Regions from separate parts of the Mus musculus genome. Here region 1 is linked to region 2. The links are chromatin loops, found by intact Hi-C in ENCODE. Cell type or tissue: heart. All regions are shown on one strand. Each heading gives the region's core, and the rest is flanking DNA. Links, peaks and the distances in the headings are about the cores only.

What was found. Peaks named below come from ENCODE experiments on the same cell type or tissue, not always from the same donor. Only the 100,000 strongest peaks of a DNase experiment are listed, where the experiment ranks them.
Region 1: it touches region 2 in a loop (2.0-fold over the local background); 1 of 42 quality-filtered maps calls a loop at or near these places.

The regions. Positions count from the first base shown.
Region 1 is chr9:86,687,949-86,696,082 of GRCm38, reverse strand. Me1 (malic enzyme 1, NADP(+)-dependent, cytosolic) reads left to right here and starts at 169. Exons shown (of 14, transcript NM_008615.2): 1 at 169-410. The coding sequence starts at 333. It overlaps A330041J22Rik (RIKEN cDNA A330041J22 gene), which reads right to left and starts at 641. Exons shown (of 3, transcript NR_045835.1): 1 at 381-641. In heart, for the core only: a CTCF peak has its summit at 3,206; no DNase peak of the experiment used is centred there; H3K4me3 peaks cover 320 bases.
Region 2 is chr9:86,588,830-86,596,963 of GRCm38, reverse strand. Me1 (malic enzyme 1, NADP(+)-dependent, cytosolic) reads left to right here. Exons shown (of 14, transcript NM_008615.2): 11 at 766-908; 12 at 2,347-2,520. Among named protein-coding and RNA genes, the nearest start is that of Rwdd2a, 21 kb to the right of the region's middle. In heart, for the core only: a CTCF peak has its summit at 3,696 (motif pointing left); a DNase peak (open chromatin) is centred at 4,133; H3K27ac peaks cover 1,700 bases.

The sequences.
Region 1 (8,134 bases), core at 1,014-6,013, 99 kb before region 2:
GGCACCCAGGACGTTGGGGTTAGGGGAGGACAGTGGACGAGCCGAGGAAGCGAGGCGGCCCGCCCCTCACCCGTCGGGGCCCAGGTCTCTCGCTTGGCGTTCACCAGCCTGGCCGGAGCCCCGCCCCCGCCCCCTCGCACGGCGGCTCGGCCGATGCCGCCGTGACTCAGCGCTTCTCGCGGGCCGCCCGGCCGCGGCGGCGGCGGCTAGGCGCGGGCTCCTCCCGCCTCGCCACCCCCTCTCGCCACCCACGCCCGCCCCCGGCCGCGGGGCCTTCCGTCGCACGGCCGCCGCCCGCCGCACTCCGCGTCCGCCCCGCCACCGTGCCAGCCATGGAGCCCCGAGCCCCCCGCCGCCGACACACCCACCAGCGCGGCTACCTGCTGACGCGGGACCCGCATCTCAACAAGGTGAGCCCCGCGGCCCCGAGAGCCGCCCTGTGCCCGCAGCCGGCCGCTGGGCCGCGGGGACCTGCGTGCCACCGAGGGGACCGTCCCACCCGGGAGGCCACTGCGGAGCCGGCGCCCTCGCCTCTCAGCATCCCGATGCTGGACCCCGGGGAGCGATGTAACTTGTGGTCCGCTCTTCTTTGTCTGCCCCTTTCCCATCCCGGGAAGGGCAGTGTGGACCAGTGTGGGAATCGAGCGTTTTCCGTGAGGGTGGCAGGCGGGCGGCCAGCTCAGCCGCGACGTGCCTTCCCGGTCCAGGTGACTGGACTGGCAATGACCGGAGGCTGCTGTGGAGACAAGTGGTCCTACCGGTCCTGCCTTGAACAGAGATGGCCTCTGAGTGCCTGGGATCCCATCCACAAGATGTGGGGGCTCCAGGGCCTCTTGGCTTCTGGGATGACATTGGTTGTATGGTGTGGGTGGTTTCTTGTTGAACCCTACGTGCATGCCTAGGTGGGAAAACTTACATGATACGGCGGTACAGTCATTTATTTTATTTATTCATTTATTTTCCTTTCTAAATTCTGACTTTTGGAAAGTTATTATTTTTTTTTAAACCAGTCCTCTTTTTTTCTTTTCTTATTACAAGGAAATTCAATGTATGCCCCAGATCAGAGTTCCCTTTTCTCATGCTGTGATATCTCTCCTCCCACCCTATACCCAAGATCTCCCCTAAATGAGAACATTTTAGAAATGATCAGTTTGCTTTTGTAAGTAACTAGGTCTTATTTTATAGTGTGGGTGGTTGTTAGAATGGTGTGTGTGTGTGTGTGTGTGTGTGTGTGTGCGTGCGTGCACGCACGTACGCACATATGTGCATGCACGTGTGTGCATATCTGATTTCCTATTTCTTCAGTATGTGGAGAGTGACATGAGTGTCAGCATGGAGGCCTGTTAAGTCTTTTAGGGTATCACTTTAGTGAACCTCCTTTTTCGTTAAGAAGTGTACCTCAGCATTTCTCTCTAGTCATGTTATGGGTGACTTGTGCTCATTATTAATAACTTAAACACGTGTGATTATTTTGCGCATTATAGCTAGTTTGAGTTTGTAATTTTTTTATGACTCTTTTTTTTTTTTTTTTTTTTTTGGTTTTTCGAGACAGGGTTTCTCTGTGTAGCCCTGGCTGTCCTGGAACTCACTCTGTAGACCAAGCTGGCCTCGAACTCAGAAATCCGCCTGCCTCTGCCTCCCGAGTGCTGGGATTAAAGGCGTGCGCCACCACGCCCGGCGAGTTTGTAATTTTTTTGTAGTGACTTCTACAAATCTTTATTTGATTATTTATAGCTATGTAGTGTAAACATTTTAAGTTTCCTACTTATTTTTCCTTCAAAATCAATGTAATTGCTAGTTTGAATTTTTTTTCTTCCTATTTTATTATCCTGTAGGTCGAGGACTATTTTCACTAGAACAAAGGTAAACTTTGGTGTGACAAAGCCACTTGTGGCTCTCACGTGTTACCTGCCTGTCCTGACTTATGACGAAATCATGGGTCGCCTTGACAAGATCACACGAGTAGCAGAACCTGTTTGATTTTCTTAAGTCAAGGTTGAAATGTTTGTTAAGAGTGGGTAGACAGGCCAGCCCATCCCATCCCATAGCAAAGGCATACTTTACTGGGTTTGGAGTCTCCTGCTAACCTGTAACAGTTGATACCCACTGTAGAAACGATACTGTCACAAAGATCTTACACCAAAGGTAGAAAAGTACAGTCTTAATGTGTGCACACATTTTACCTGCAGTGTATCAAGTTGGATTACAAATCTGGGTCATCTTGGGACAATCAATAGAAGGAACTTTACTTACTCAGCCCTGGGGTCAGCGTGATGCCTGTGGCATTAACATCATCTGCTATATACTCAAAAGTCCCCTGTCTTTGTTATTAGGACAGAATTCTTAATTTAATTTAATTTTTTAATGTTGAGATGACCTGACTCCAAGGGGATGCTAAAGTCAACAGTGCTTTCTAAATTTCTCCTAGCAGACGAGCCTAGCCTGTCACCCGCTATAGGAATACTCGTTTAGCCACACTAAGGAAGAGTTTGACGATCCTACCTTTGGGTGACCGAGACATGCTTAGTTAGTATTATGTCCGTACATTTAGGTATGGATGAAAACATCTTTTGTTGCTGAGGAAAGTGGCTCGGTGGTTAAGAGTGCTTGCTGCTCTTGCAGAGGACACGGGTTCAGTTCTCAGCACCTATCTCAGGCAGCTCACAGCTAGAGGCACCCACAAACAACTTGTATATGTACACAAGAGAGTGCGTGTCCCCCACACCACAGAGAGAGAGAGAGAGAGAGAGATCTACCAGTTAGCATTTTATTCACATTCTCCTGTTATTCAAATCCTTATAGTGCTATTTCCTGTTATGTTGAATGTAAATTAATGTTTTACTATCTATCCTAGATGTGTCTAACTCCCAAACTTAGCCTTTAGCTTAAAATATATTGAAGATTTTCTTCTTTTCATTTTTGTTGTGACTCCTAAAATTAAAATGATATTAATTGATTTAGTAATCATTTCCCTAGGGAAGCCTTTCCTAATTATCTTATTCTCACTATGATTTAATGCTTACACTTATACACTAAGGTGCTCCATATTATTTTGTACTTACTACTTCGTCAGTTATTTGTTTATTTATTTAGTGCAGTTCTGATTGTGTAGCTTTGTCTAGCCTGGAGGGAATTGACTATCTAGACCAGGTTGACCTTGCACTCATAGAGAGGTCTGCCTGCCTGCCTCTGCCTCCTAGTGCTCAGATTAAAGGCATGCATCACCCCAGCAACTGCAGGGAGCTTTCACAGTGTTGGTTCTGGCAATATCCTAAGACAGTAGACCCATTAATTTAACTACCTCATAATATCTAATTAATACACATTTATACAGAAGTCTAAAGTTCCTTTGAATCGGTCATTAAATTGTTTAATGGGATAGAGCTAAAAATGTTAGACTTCGACTTTCATTTTATTTATTTTTTTAAAGATTTATTTATTTATATATTTTATGTATATATGAGTATACTGTCACTGTCTTTAGACACACAAGAAAAGGGCATTAGATCCAATTACAGATGGTTGTGAACCACCATGTGGTTGCTGGGAATTGAACTCATGACCTTTGGGAGAGCAGTCAGTGCTCTTAAGCGCTGAGCCATTCTCTCCAGCCCCAGAATTTGGCTTTTATAATCTGTGAAATTTTAACTACGTGTTGGCACAATCTTAAGGAAGTAAAAATTGGTAAAAGTCAAACTTAACAGTAGACACAAAGTCAAGAACAACAACAAAGCAAACCGGAGAGACATAGGATCTTCGTAATTTATACGGAATTCTAAACCTTACTACTTGCTAATAGTCAAATGTATATCATTTCAGACTGATTCTGTCACAGCTGTTGGGAAGTACTTCTACCTCATACTTAGGGGATTTACTGTGTTAATAAACATAGCATATATACATGCATTTATACATACATATGTCTATATATACACACACATATATGAATGTATACACATATATAAACACTATACATATATACACATATATGCATACATACATTTTTTTTTTGAGACAGAATCTCACTTTGTGTAGTTGAGGCTGGGCTAGAGCTCATTATATAGACTAGGCTGGCCTTGAACTCAAAGCAGTACTCCTGCCTCAGTCTTCTACAATTGCAGGTGTGAACCACCATACCCTACAGACGGAACTGTTTTAAGATGTGTGTGTGTGTGTGTATGTGTATATATATATATATGTGTGTGTGTGTGTGTGTGTGTGTGTGTGTATGTACTTAGGTATACAATTTAAAATGTATTAGTTTCAGGATTTCCGCTGATTTAGATGACTTGTAATTCTCTGTTTTCAGAAATTTTATATGGCCAGTAATCATGCTTTATAAACTGCTGTACAAAAATTAAAATGGTATGAACAATAAAAAAATAATTACTCCCATTATTTTTCACTTTGTTTATGCAGAGGTGGGAAAACGCTAATTGTTAGCTTTGTTGTAGGTAATTGTTCCTTTGAGTCTCCAAATGCTACACCCCTTTGGTATTTTATGCATTTTGATTCAGTTGCAGCTAGTGGTAGTTTCTACTAATAATTTAATTTGGTCCTCCTTATTAACTTTGAAATCGAAAAGGCGAGATTCTGAAAAGTGCTTGCTCCCCATTATAGCAGGTTCTGGTTTGCTGTGCTATGAGGAAAAGAGAAACAAACAGATCTGTGATTAGGAACAGAAAGCACTGCAGTTCAAGACAATAATTGTTTTGAATAATACAGAGAATATTAAGACTCACTGTTTTTCCTGAGGTCATGCAGATGGAGTTATAATCTATCTGAGTCAACCATTAACCCTTTGAATTTGATGACAGAAGACAGACTTTAGTCTCCACTATGCTAATCTGGTAACTTTGGAGTAAAATATTAAAAAATGTTTAAAAAAACCATGAGACTAGAAGTTCTAGAGATTTTATACTAAGCTCACCAACATCATTTTTCACTGATTACGAACAACAGCAAGAGTGTTTGTGTGCTCGTGACTGTGTTTCTATTGTGAGGAGTCCCAGGCAGGAATCTGAGGGTTTCAGGTTTTATTTTATTTATATTTTTAAAGATTTACTTATTTATTTTATGTATATATGAGTATACTGTCACTGTCTTCAGACACACCAGAAAAGGGTTTCAGGGGTCCTAAGACGCCAGTGTAGTATTACAAGTAGGCCCCTTAAACTTAGAATAGATTGCAATATTTTTAAATTATTCAGTCTCCAAATGTATTTTCCAACTTGATTGTGACATAGTACATCTATATTATAAAATAACATACACACATACACATGTGTTATAAAAGTCTTTATGTGCTGTGATTATATTACTCCAGAACTCTTGTGTTGAAATTGTAACTCCCCCTAAACTGAGTGATAAGTTGTATGTCAACCTGCATTATACCATGAGGCACCACCTAAAACATTCTCTAAAACCAAAGATCAAAAAAGTCAGTTAGCACTGCTCCCAAGTAAAATCAAGGCATAAATGAGAGAAGGAATTCTTCATAATGAGGAGTCAATTTTGAATAAAGTTATAATAGTTACGAGTATATGCCAAGTAGTATACAGCCACCTTCATATTAAAGATGTCTTCCTAAATTCTGTGTTCTTATCACAAAAAAGTATGTGTGATCATGCATATGTTAGTTTTACTTACCTATTCTGCAATGTATATACTTCCCCCAATATATATAATAAGTACATCAATTTTTGTTTTCAAATGTAAAATTATTAAAACTAAATTTTATCTTTTAGATTTAAGGTTAAAAACCTTAAAATGTCAGCCGGGTGTGGTGGCACACGCCTTTAATCCCAGCACTTGAGAGGCAGAGGCAGGCAGATATCTGAGTTCGAGGCCAGCCTGGTCTACAAAGTGAGTTCCAGGACAGCCAGAGCTACACAGAGAAACCCTGTCTCGAAAAAAACCAAACCAAACCAAACAAACAAATAAACAAAAAACCTTAAAATGTCACTCTATGACATAGGAGAAATCTGATACCTTGTATCTTAAAGTAGAAACAGGATACATCAGACAAATAACATTCACAAATTTCTCCTGCAATTTATATTTTTCCAAACCATCAGAAAAATTCAGTTGTTAGATCAGGAAAATGGAAAACAACAACTCCTTCTCTGAGAATTAACATGTAACATGAGGGTGTTGCTGGCTTTAAGGGATCCACAGATGTCAAGTTACAATTTCAAGAACTGATGCCATGTGGAGTGTCAGTTCTTAAAGCCTGACAAAGCTACACTAGTGAGAAGCTGGGATGATCTTATTAGTCATTGCTGGTTTCTAATAGTATTTTTAATTTGTGTGTTTAGGCCATTTACATTTAATGTGATTGTTATGTTTAGATTTATGTCTACCATTTTATTAGATGTTTGTCCTCTCTGATTTTTACTCTGGGATTTCTCCTTTTCCATTGTTTTAATGTTTATCATTATGTTTTAGTCAGTCTGTTTAACTTATGACCATATCTCCTTGCATATGTATTGCATCGACTCAAATCTTTATGTTTGGGTAGAGCATAAATTTTATGTCCTTTTAACTTTTCACACATATTTTAAGGCGTTCAGGAGTGAGTGGAGAATCTGATGCAGTTCCCAGATATTTACAGCTACTCTCCTTACTTTTGGTTGCTGATGTTCCAAGTTTTCCTCAGGAGACATTTTCCTTCCATTTCAAGATTTTTTTTTTTTTTAGAACAGGTCTGCAGGAGACCAGCTGTCTTGATTCCCTTTCTTTGAAAATGTTCTTATTTTCCCCTCATTTCTGAAGCATATTTTCACTGGGTATGGAATTATCTGTTATCAATCCTCTTCCTCAGTATTAACACACATGGTCCTCCTACTTTCTGGTCTCCTTTGTTTTCGCTGAGGAAGCTGTAGTCACTTAGGTAATTATGTATATGTATATATATGTATATATATGTGTGTGTATATGTGTGTATATATATATATGTATATTATATATATATACATATATATAATATATGTATATATCACTTTTCTTTGGACAGTGGAGCTTGTTTTCCATTTTCAAAATCTTGAATGTAAATGCTTTTGGAATTAGAATTTTTTGTTAACCTTCTTAGTTATGTTAAATTTTGCAGTTCAGTAATCTTACATCTTCTTGCAATGTTTCTATAAATTTTAAAACATTTTCGAGTCTTTTTTTCCTCCCTTGTTCCTTTGGTGTGTCTCTCTGAGTGTACATGTACAAACGTGCATGTGTGGAGGCCAGATACCCATGGTGGATGGCTTCATTTGCTCTTCACTTTGTTCCTTGAGACAGACTCATGCCCTGAGACTGGAGATCACCGATTAGCTAGTCAGGCTGACCAGTGAACTCCAGGGATACCTGTCTCTGCCTCCCCAACTCAAGGATTAGATAAGCTTGCCACCATGGCTGCCTTCTACTTACAAGAGTGCTGGGATCTGAAACTAGGTCCTTAGGCTTGCATGGCAAACACTCTTTATCAACAGAGCCAACTCATAGTACACTATCACTTTTAAGACTGATGACATAAGTGCTAAATGCAGAACAATATTAAAAGGCCTCTTAGTCTTTTATTTCATACATTTGTCTGCTTAGTTAGTTTGTCATGATTCATCATGGGCATCCCTGACTCCTCCCACTCCATCTCTGCTCTTGCGCCCACCCTGTGAATACTTTGAGTTGCTGTGTTATTCACTTCTAAAACTTGCACTTGCCTTTATTTCTTTGCTGATACTTTATACTCATTTAAAGGGATTTGCTTTTATATTTGATAATGGCATAGTAGCTAGTGGCTCTAATTATTTTTATAATAGCAATTATAGATTCATTGTACAAATTTTTTTTTTTTAAGTGACAGGTGTGTCTCCTGCTTCTCTGTCCCACAGGCAGAGTGTTTCCTGCAGCTGACACAGCTTCCTTTTGTTTTCTGTCTTAAGAAGCTGCATCTTTCTGCACTGAGTTCATGGCCATGCTGGGTCCTGCACCCCCACCCAGCCTTCACCTCAGGCGTCACCTTCTCTCTCAGTCATCAGTTACCACTCAGTTTAATGTCACTGCTCAGCACACTCTTCCCTTTAACCTCTAAACAAAGCTAACTTTTCGTTTCCACCCTGTGCTAGCTGGGATTTATGGTAACTTG
Region 2 (8,134 bases), core at 1,278-6,277:
AGGAGGACAGGACAGGAGCACAGGACAGGAGGACAGGACAGGACAGGAACACAGGACAGGAGCTCAGCCTGAGCTGTCTGAGACCCTGCTTTAGAAAAGCAGAACAGATGTGTGCAAATTCTGTGCTTCAAATCTTGAAGAAAGCTATGAGTTTGTTCCCTTTCTGTGTGTGTCTGTCTACTTTTCAATCATAGTGTAATCTTAGTAGCACTTGTGCAGTAGTTGATAATGTCAGGGATGAGGATCCAGAATCACAAAGAACTTCACAAGCCTTCAGGGTTGTCTTATACAGTGTGTTCTTCAGTTAACTTAGACCTTTTACCTTTCTTACGTTAGTTTGTTAGTTGCTTTATTCTGCTTCCAGCGAGTGGTTATTTCAGCTTCACAGTGGAATGAGGTGATAGCTAATGTCGCTTTATAAAGACACAGTTACCATGGTCTACTCAAAATTGCTTAGAGAGAATGTATCAGACATGGTTTAATTTCCTGATAGAAACACTTGTAACCACAGTTCCTAATGACTGACTAGGACTTCTGACTTGTGAGTCTGATGTCTTATCTGTGACTTATAAAGGCACTTATTGATTTGTAACCCTAAAGATAATTGGCCTTAAGCAACATTGTTTCATCACTAGGCTTCAGGGTGAACATTCTGTGCTTTGTTAGGGCCTGTTAGAAGTGAGTTGCCATATCTCATTGTTTGGGGGTCTGGGCCTTTGGAAGAACTGACCAGTTCTGATCCCTGGTTTCTTGTTTCCTTTGTAGGAGTTGCTGCAATTGGTGGTGCTTTCACTGAACAAATTCTCAAGGATATGGCTGCCTTCAACGAGCGGCCCATCATCTTTGCTTTGAGTAATCCGACCAGCAAAGCGGAGTGCTCTGCAGAGCAGTGCTACAAGGTGACCAAGGTGAGCAGTCCAGGATGGGTCATCCAGGAAGCCTGAGCTGCTCCGGTGTTGATCACCCCTTGACCTCAGCCTTACTCCCTCCCATCAGAACCGAAAGATACAGGAAGACTCTTCTTCCGTGGTGACTCCACCTTCTCATCCTCAGGAAATAAACCAACTCTGTAGGTCTTCATGGTAGCATCCCTTGAGTGACTTGGAAAGTTTTAAATATAAAAAAAGTAAAGGGAAAGAACTGAACTTCGGGTGGTTATGAAGATATCTTTAGCTGTTTCTTAGCACTGAAGCATACAAAATGAAGCCACAGTTTAATTTTTGCTTAGCTAAATTTTGGGTTTGGATTTTGATGCCATGGGTGGAGGATCTGGGCAGCTATGCTGATACCCAGCCAGACTGGCATAGAGTCCTCGGCACTCAATACTTCCCAGTTTTAAAAATAAAAAGTTAATTTTATACTGTGTTTGTACTGATATATATTTGACTGATAGCTTGGCAGAAGGCCTTTTGTTCTCCTCAAAGACTTGAAAATATCGTAACAAAAATGAGATTGATTTTATGCATCTAAAACTTCTATTTTGGAAATATAAAATAGAGAATGTAAACACAGCACAAAGTCATGATACTGTGTGCAAGCCGGAGCTTGGCTCGACTTTGTAATGATGTTTCAAGCCTTCATGGTCGCGGAGCTAATGATGCTTTGACAAGGAGCCATTCCACGCCTTTCTCTCTGATCTGGGGTGGCAGGCAGTATCCTGAGTAATTGTAATCTTTATCTCATCTACAGATTGAGTTTTCTTCACATTCTTCCATAGCTTTAAGTCCTCAAGGGAGAACACACAGCCCTTGAGCAGTAACAGAATCGTAGTGTAGTACTTGCACGTAGGAGGCCCTGGATCAGCAAGTGCGCAATTCATTGCTTTGTTTCTGTGTATGTCAACAGTCCTCCCTTAGCTTAGAGCTCCTGCCACACACATCCGTAATTCGAGTTCAGCTTATATAGCTCTATTTTAAACCTTCAGTGTGTCAGAAATAGGTGGTCTCACCTATTTCTCACCTAATGCTCTGTATTGTAAAACACTGAAAGTCACCAGGAAACTGGACACTAAGTTCTAACCTAGCACACCATCTCGAAAATTCTAGGAACCTCTTGACTTCATCTTCAGACGTTTGCAGTTAGAAGCCTCTTCAGATGTGGCCACTGGGCCTGTGGTTGGACCACTGCAGAGAACAGAGTTGCAGCCTTAGGGAGTCCTATGCTGAGTTCATTCCTGGGCAGGTTAACATAGAGTAAAAAGCACCCGTGCTGACCCCTTGGCAGCACCAACAGCACAGCCCCCGGGCTCACCAGGAGTTAAGCTCTAGACACTCCTAAGCCTCCTTCAGACGGTTCTGTCCTCAGACACCCCACTTCCCTTATCAGCAGTGTGTGTCTGTGTTGCAGGGACGTGCAATCTTTGCCAGCGGCAGTCCTTTTGATCCAGTCACTCTCCCAGATGGACGGACTCTGTTTCCTGGCCAAGGCAACAATTCCTACGTGTTCCCTGGAGTTGCTCTTGGGGTGGTGGCCTGCGGACTGAGACACATCGATGATAAGGTCTTCCTCACCACTGCTGAGGTACTGTGAAGAGCTGGTGTGTGCCAAGGCTGGATTTGCCCAGTGCGGTGTCTTATTTATTTAGTGTCACAGCTGTCTGTCAAGTGTGAAGAATGCTAAGCAGAGACTAGGAGTGGGTAGCTAGTGGGTTGCTAAGCATCACTAGTGAGAGTCTTCCTCCGTCGAGACTAGCTTTCATTTCAAAGGAGGAATCTTTAACTTGCTTTTAGCTACTGATTATCAGTGAAACAACTAAAAGTATTTTTTTCCAAATGTCGGTAAGTCACATTTCTCCACCGTGAGCCTGCCTAAATAATGGCATTGTGAAGTCTGACACAGTTTAGTAGAAGTGTCTGTCATTACCGCTTCAGTACAGAAAATTAAAGCTGCACTAGTTTTTAAGCAGATATGAGACTAAAACAGGACACTGCAGGTTCGTACGCTCACTAGAGGGGCTGATGAGATGGTTCAGTGGATAGAGGTACTTGCTGCCAATACTCATGAGCTGAAGTCAGTCAGCGCAGGACTTCATAGTGTAGAAGAAAATCTCCTGCAGCTTGGTCTCTGATTCCTACACATGTGTCATGGCATGCACATGCCACCTCCCCATAAATAAATACAAATGTAATCAGGATTTTTTTTTTAAGGAAACCACTGATAGGAGAAGTCAGCTTTCAGTAGGATTTCGGGAAAGTCCCTCAGGGCGTCACCGAGCCCACCTGTCAGGCAGTCCTGAACGGTCGAGGACTGATTTTACCCAGCCCCAAGCTGATACATTAGCCGCAGTTTCTTAGACACGGTGGAGAGAACGTGAGGCACCAGCTCAGAGACAGAGAGTGGCGTTAATCCTGCTGCAAATGGTCCTGGGAGCTTACGCTTATTGTCCGATTCCTTTGCATCCGAGCCTCAGCAGGATCCTGGTGCCGTGGGTGGGATATATTTGTCACCATGAACTGATAACTTGCATGCTGGTCCTGTTGTAACTGTGTTCCAAATTTGGGCGCGCACACACACACACACACACATATATACACACGCACATACATATATATATCATATATATATGTATATGTAATTACTGAGAGTATTTTAAAGTTTTTACATAAAGAAAAGTACAACTATTTCTTTTAGGAAAGCATAAAATGATCTTAATTCTTTAGCCCATGTTTTCTTCCTTTAACTCTAGCACCCTCTAGTGACAATGTCAGGTAAATACGTTTTATTTCTCATTTCATAAATAGTGATTGCTGATCACTGTCAAAGGTTCATGGGCTTTCATCTTAGCACCCTGGAGGTAGAACCAAGTGGATCTCTGAGAATTCAAGAAAAGTCTACTGTGCAGAGCAAGTTTCAGGTCACCCAGAGTTACATGGTGACACCCAGACCTCCCCCTTGGTCTCTGAAATTTTTTTTTCTTTTTTGAAGAAAAAAATGTAACTGGGTATGGTGGCTCATGCATACTTGTAATCCCAGCATTTTCAGGGATGGGTCTAGATGTAGGATTTCAAGGTTAAGGTTGGTCTTGGCTACACAGAGAGCTCCAGGTCAGCTTGTACTACATGGTGAAATAGCAGAACCAAGTCAAGGAAAAGCAACCGGTGCCATGGCAACTGGGCTCTCTCACTGCTGGTTTCCTCCCAGCTGTGTCATCACAGCATTCTCCTTCCTCAGACAACACGCCCTTGCTTGCTTCCCCTGGTCTTCAGCTTGCTTTTAATGAAGACTGCACATATGTGCATGCGCGCGCGCGCACGCACACACACACACACACACACACACACACACACACACACACACACACACAGTGGATTTAGGGTATTATTTTTGCTTCCCACATAGTTCCTTAAGGCAGATCTGTCACTAAATCTGGGTCTCACTGATGTGGCTGGGCTGGCTGACCAGCAAGACCCAGGGTTCTACCTGACTCTGCCTCCCAACACTGGGAGTCTAAGTGTGTGCTGCAGAGCCTTGCCCACAGCCCATAGATACTGAGATCCCCTCAGGACCTCATGCTCATTTAAGCACGTTCCCAGCCTCGAGGCTACACTTTTTTAAACACTCGGACCCTGAGGGTAACCTGGCTGGCGTTGTTCTTGAGAGCTTTGGATGTTAACAAGATCATGTCGCTCCTTTAACTGAAGAGTTCACTCCCTTTAAGGCCCTTCCTTCTTCAGAATGTCATAGCAACAACAAGCTGCTGACACAGGGGAAGCAGTGCAATAGAAGCTCCTGGAAGAACAAACTTAGTGCTGTAGATGCTCACTGCCCGGGGAAGGCTGTCTGGTTCAGCTCACTGAAGTCACAGTTCAGAAATTAGAGTGACTTGCTTTATTCCACAACCCCAGATTTAATCACTTCTGTATTACAGCACACATACACAAAAACTGATTGGAAGGGGCTGGAGAGATGGCTCAGTGCTTGAGAGGACCTGGGTTCAGTTCCCAGCCCACATGGTGCCTCACAACCATCTGTAACTCCAGTTCCAGGGCATTTGACGTCATCTTTGGTCCTCCAAGGACACCAGACACAGACACAGAGGTGCACAGACATTCATGAAGGCAAAGGCAAAACACACACACACACACACATACATATATATATATACATATATATATATATATATATATATATATATATATATATACATATACATATACATATACATATACATACATACACACACACACATACACTAGTTTGGTCACATGTGAAACTGGAAATTTCATTGACTAGGCTAATCTGAAAGGGTATTTTTGGATTTTTAAGAATGTATTTGTTGCTTTATGTGTGAGTAGTACATGCGTGTGTACTTGTGCAGAGGTGGATGCATGTGTATGAAGGTGTGTAAAGGTTAGAGGTTAACACTGGCTGTCTTTTGAGACAGGCTTTCTCACTGAGTCCACAGATCACCCGTTGGCTTGGCTGGCCAGCTAGGGAGTCAGGGCTAGAGCAGTGTGGTTCAGTGATGCTCCTGTCTCTACCTCCTGGTGCTGATTGCAGAGCTGTGTCATGCAGTGGCCTTTAAAGAACTCATCTTTCCAGCCTCTGGTTCTGAATCTTTGTTTTAATTATGAAGAGTGAGACTGTTAACTTCCCTGGTGCTGGGAATAGTCTTTGGGACTGTGTGCAATACCTGACAGGGCAGCTCTAGTTGCTGTCCTTGGCTGCGCAGTATGCAGCAGACTACCAGAGTTGCACGTGTGCTGACGTACAACTGACTTGGCATGGGCAGGAACCCTTTGCTCTTTCCAGTGTTTGAAAATTCCATCATAACACAACAGGGCTAAGTTCTGTCTATCTAATACTTTCATTTTAGACATGAATTGGAGTAAAGATAACATAGAGTCGCACCATTGTGTGCAAATCAGCCTGACAGTTCTACTTTTTACAGTGTGTCAGCTGTTTGTCACTAGATGAGCTAACAATTCCATTGTTTCTCTCCTGTTTGGGATAGTAGCTATGTTCTCAGTGATTTAGATCCCACCCCCGCCCCGCACCGTGTTTGAGTGTTTTTCTTGCATGTGTATAAGTATGTGCCTTATGCTTGTGGACCAAAAGAGTGCATCAGATACCCAGGGGTTGCAGACATGTAAGCTGCTGTGTGGGTGTTAGGGATCTGACTCTGGCCATCTCCAGCAGCAGCGAGTGTTCTTAATCACTGAGCCAGCTCTGCAGCCCCAGGTTATTAGTGCTGTTGTTGAGCCGGGGTCTCAATGTGTAGCTGGATGGCCTGAAACTCACTGTGCAGACCAGGCTAGCTTCAAATTCACGCAGGTTGTCTGCCTCTGACTCCTGACTGTAGGAATTAAAGGTGTGTGCACCAGGACACCCAGCTCGGTTCTTGTCTCATCCGTAGATCAGGAATTACCTGACACTCCTCACTAGTCCTTAAATCCATAAATGAGGAAAACCAACACAACCTGTGAACTGTTCCTACCTGAGCTCTGGTAAGGAGTAGTTGTCTTCTCCTCTCTGTTCTGGGGAATGGCATGCCCACTTCAGTAGTAAACATTTAATGTCTCTTTGTTTAGAGTTTGGAACCCTGATCACTTTCTCTGGGGCAAAGGAAAGCTCATGTTTATTACCATGTCACAAAAGCAAGAAATTAATTAGTTAAATGAATTTATTATATAATCATGACCAATAGTTTCTAAGTCTAGGTGTCTTAGTCAGTGTTCTGCTGCTGTGAAAAGATACCGTGACCAAGGCAACTCCTATAAAAGAAAGCATAGACTCGGGAGCTTGCTAACAGTTTCAGAGTTAGTCCATTGCATCATGGTGGGGGCATGGCAGTGTGTAGGTAGGCTTGGTGCAGGATGAGCCGAGAGACAGACAGGGTGAAGGAGAGAGAAAGGGAGGGAGGAGAGAAAGAGACATATAGACACAGAAACCTCAAAGCCCACTCCCATTGACACACCTCCTCCAACAAATCTCCACTTCCCAGTCATTCCAAACAGTTCTTAACTGAGGACCAAACCTGCAAATATTTGATCCTGTCGGCGTCATTCTTATTGTTGGAGGTCCAGGAGTTGCCTCATAAGCCACACGAACACCGGTCTCAGTCAGACAGGAATAGTTTATTGAGCATTTGGCCAGTTCTGATAGATGGAGCCTTGGACCAGACTTGGGAACCGGTTGCGACCATGAGCCAGGATAGTACAGAGCTTTTAAGCCTTGAAATCCATGAGCAATCTGGGCCAAGTTATTTTACCATTCGGGATTTAGGGATAGGGGATTTCTTTAGGAACATGTCTTGTACATTTATCTTGCTCCCATTGGTTGGGGGTATTCTACTCTGGCAGGGGACTTGCCTTGTTGTCTAACATCCATGTCTTAACTTGCCAACCAGATGTCAGTTACCCACATACATGTCTTATTCTGCCAAATAGGATGTCAATTTCCAGAGAGGTCTTGGGAACATAAAACCTTGACCCCTACTCAAAATGGAAGTTTTATTCAAAATAACTTCTTATGGATTTAGTCCAGGGGCAGCTTATAAAAGCAAAAACTGTAAGAGCTCATACACAGGTACAGGAAGTACTGTCTGGCACTTGGTTCGAGTCTAAGCTTATTGTGGCTAGCTGAACACTGACTTCTATTGTGATTGGTTTCCAGGAACACCAGAGCACAGAACATTACAGAATATGCGATCAACTCGGGCACAGGAAGCTTCCTAGTAACAGCACATGAGAACGTTTCCTTACAGCGTTAGTGACAGCACAAATGGCTAGACAGGCAGCAGTGAGCTGGACCTTAACACTCACTCAAACCACGATATTAGGCTCTCATTTTTATATAACGAAGTCGCATTAATCCAGAATTAGTTGTGCTGTTGATTAATGCTTCTCTCTACCTTGCCTCTGCCTGGATGTCCCTGGTCAGAAGTTCTCAGCCACCCACAGTGCCAGTGTTTGGCATTGACAGCATGCCATTCTCTTTCCTCTCCAGAAGCTCTCTACTTCCAGATTCAGGGCACTTTGTCTCCAGTTCACATAAGGGGGTCTCCATGATGTTGGGAGTGAGTGAGTGAGTGAGTGTGTGTGTGTGTGTGTGTGTGTGTGTGTCTCCACCCACCCACCCACCCCCATCTGTGTCTATCTCTCTCCCTTCCCTTCCCTTCCCTTCCCTTCCCTTC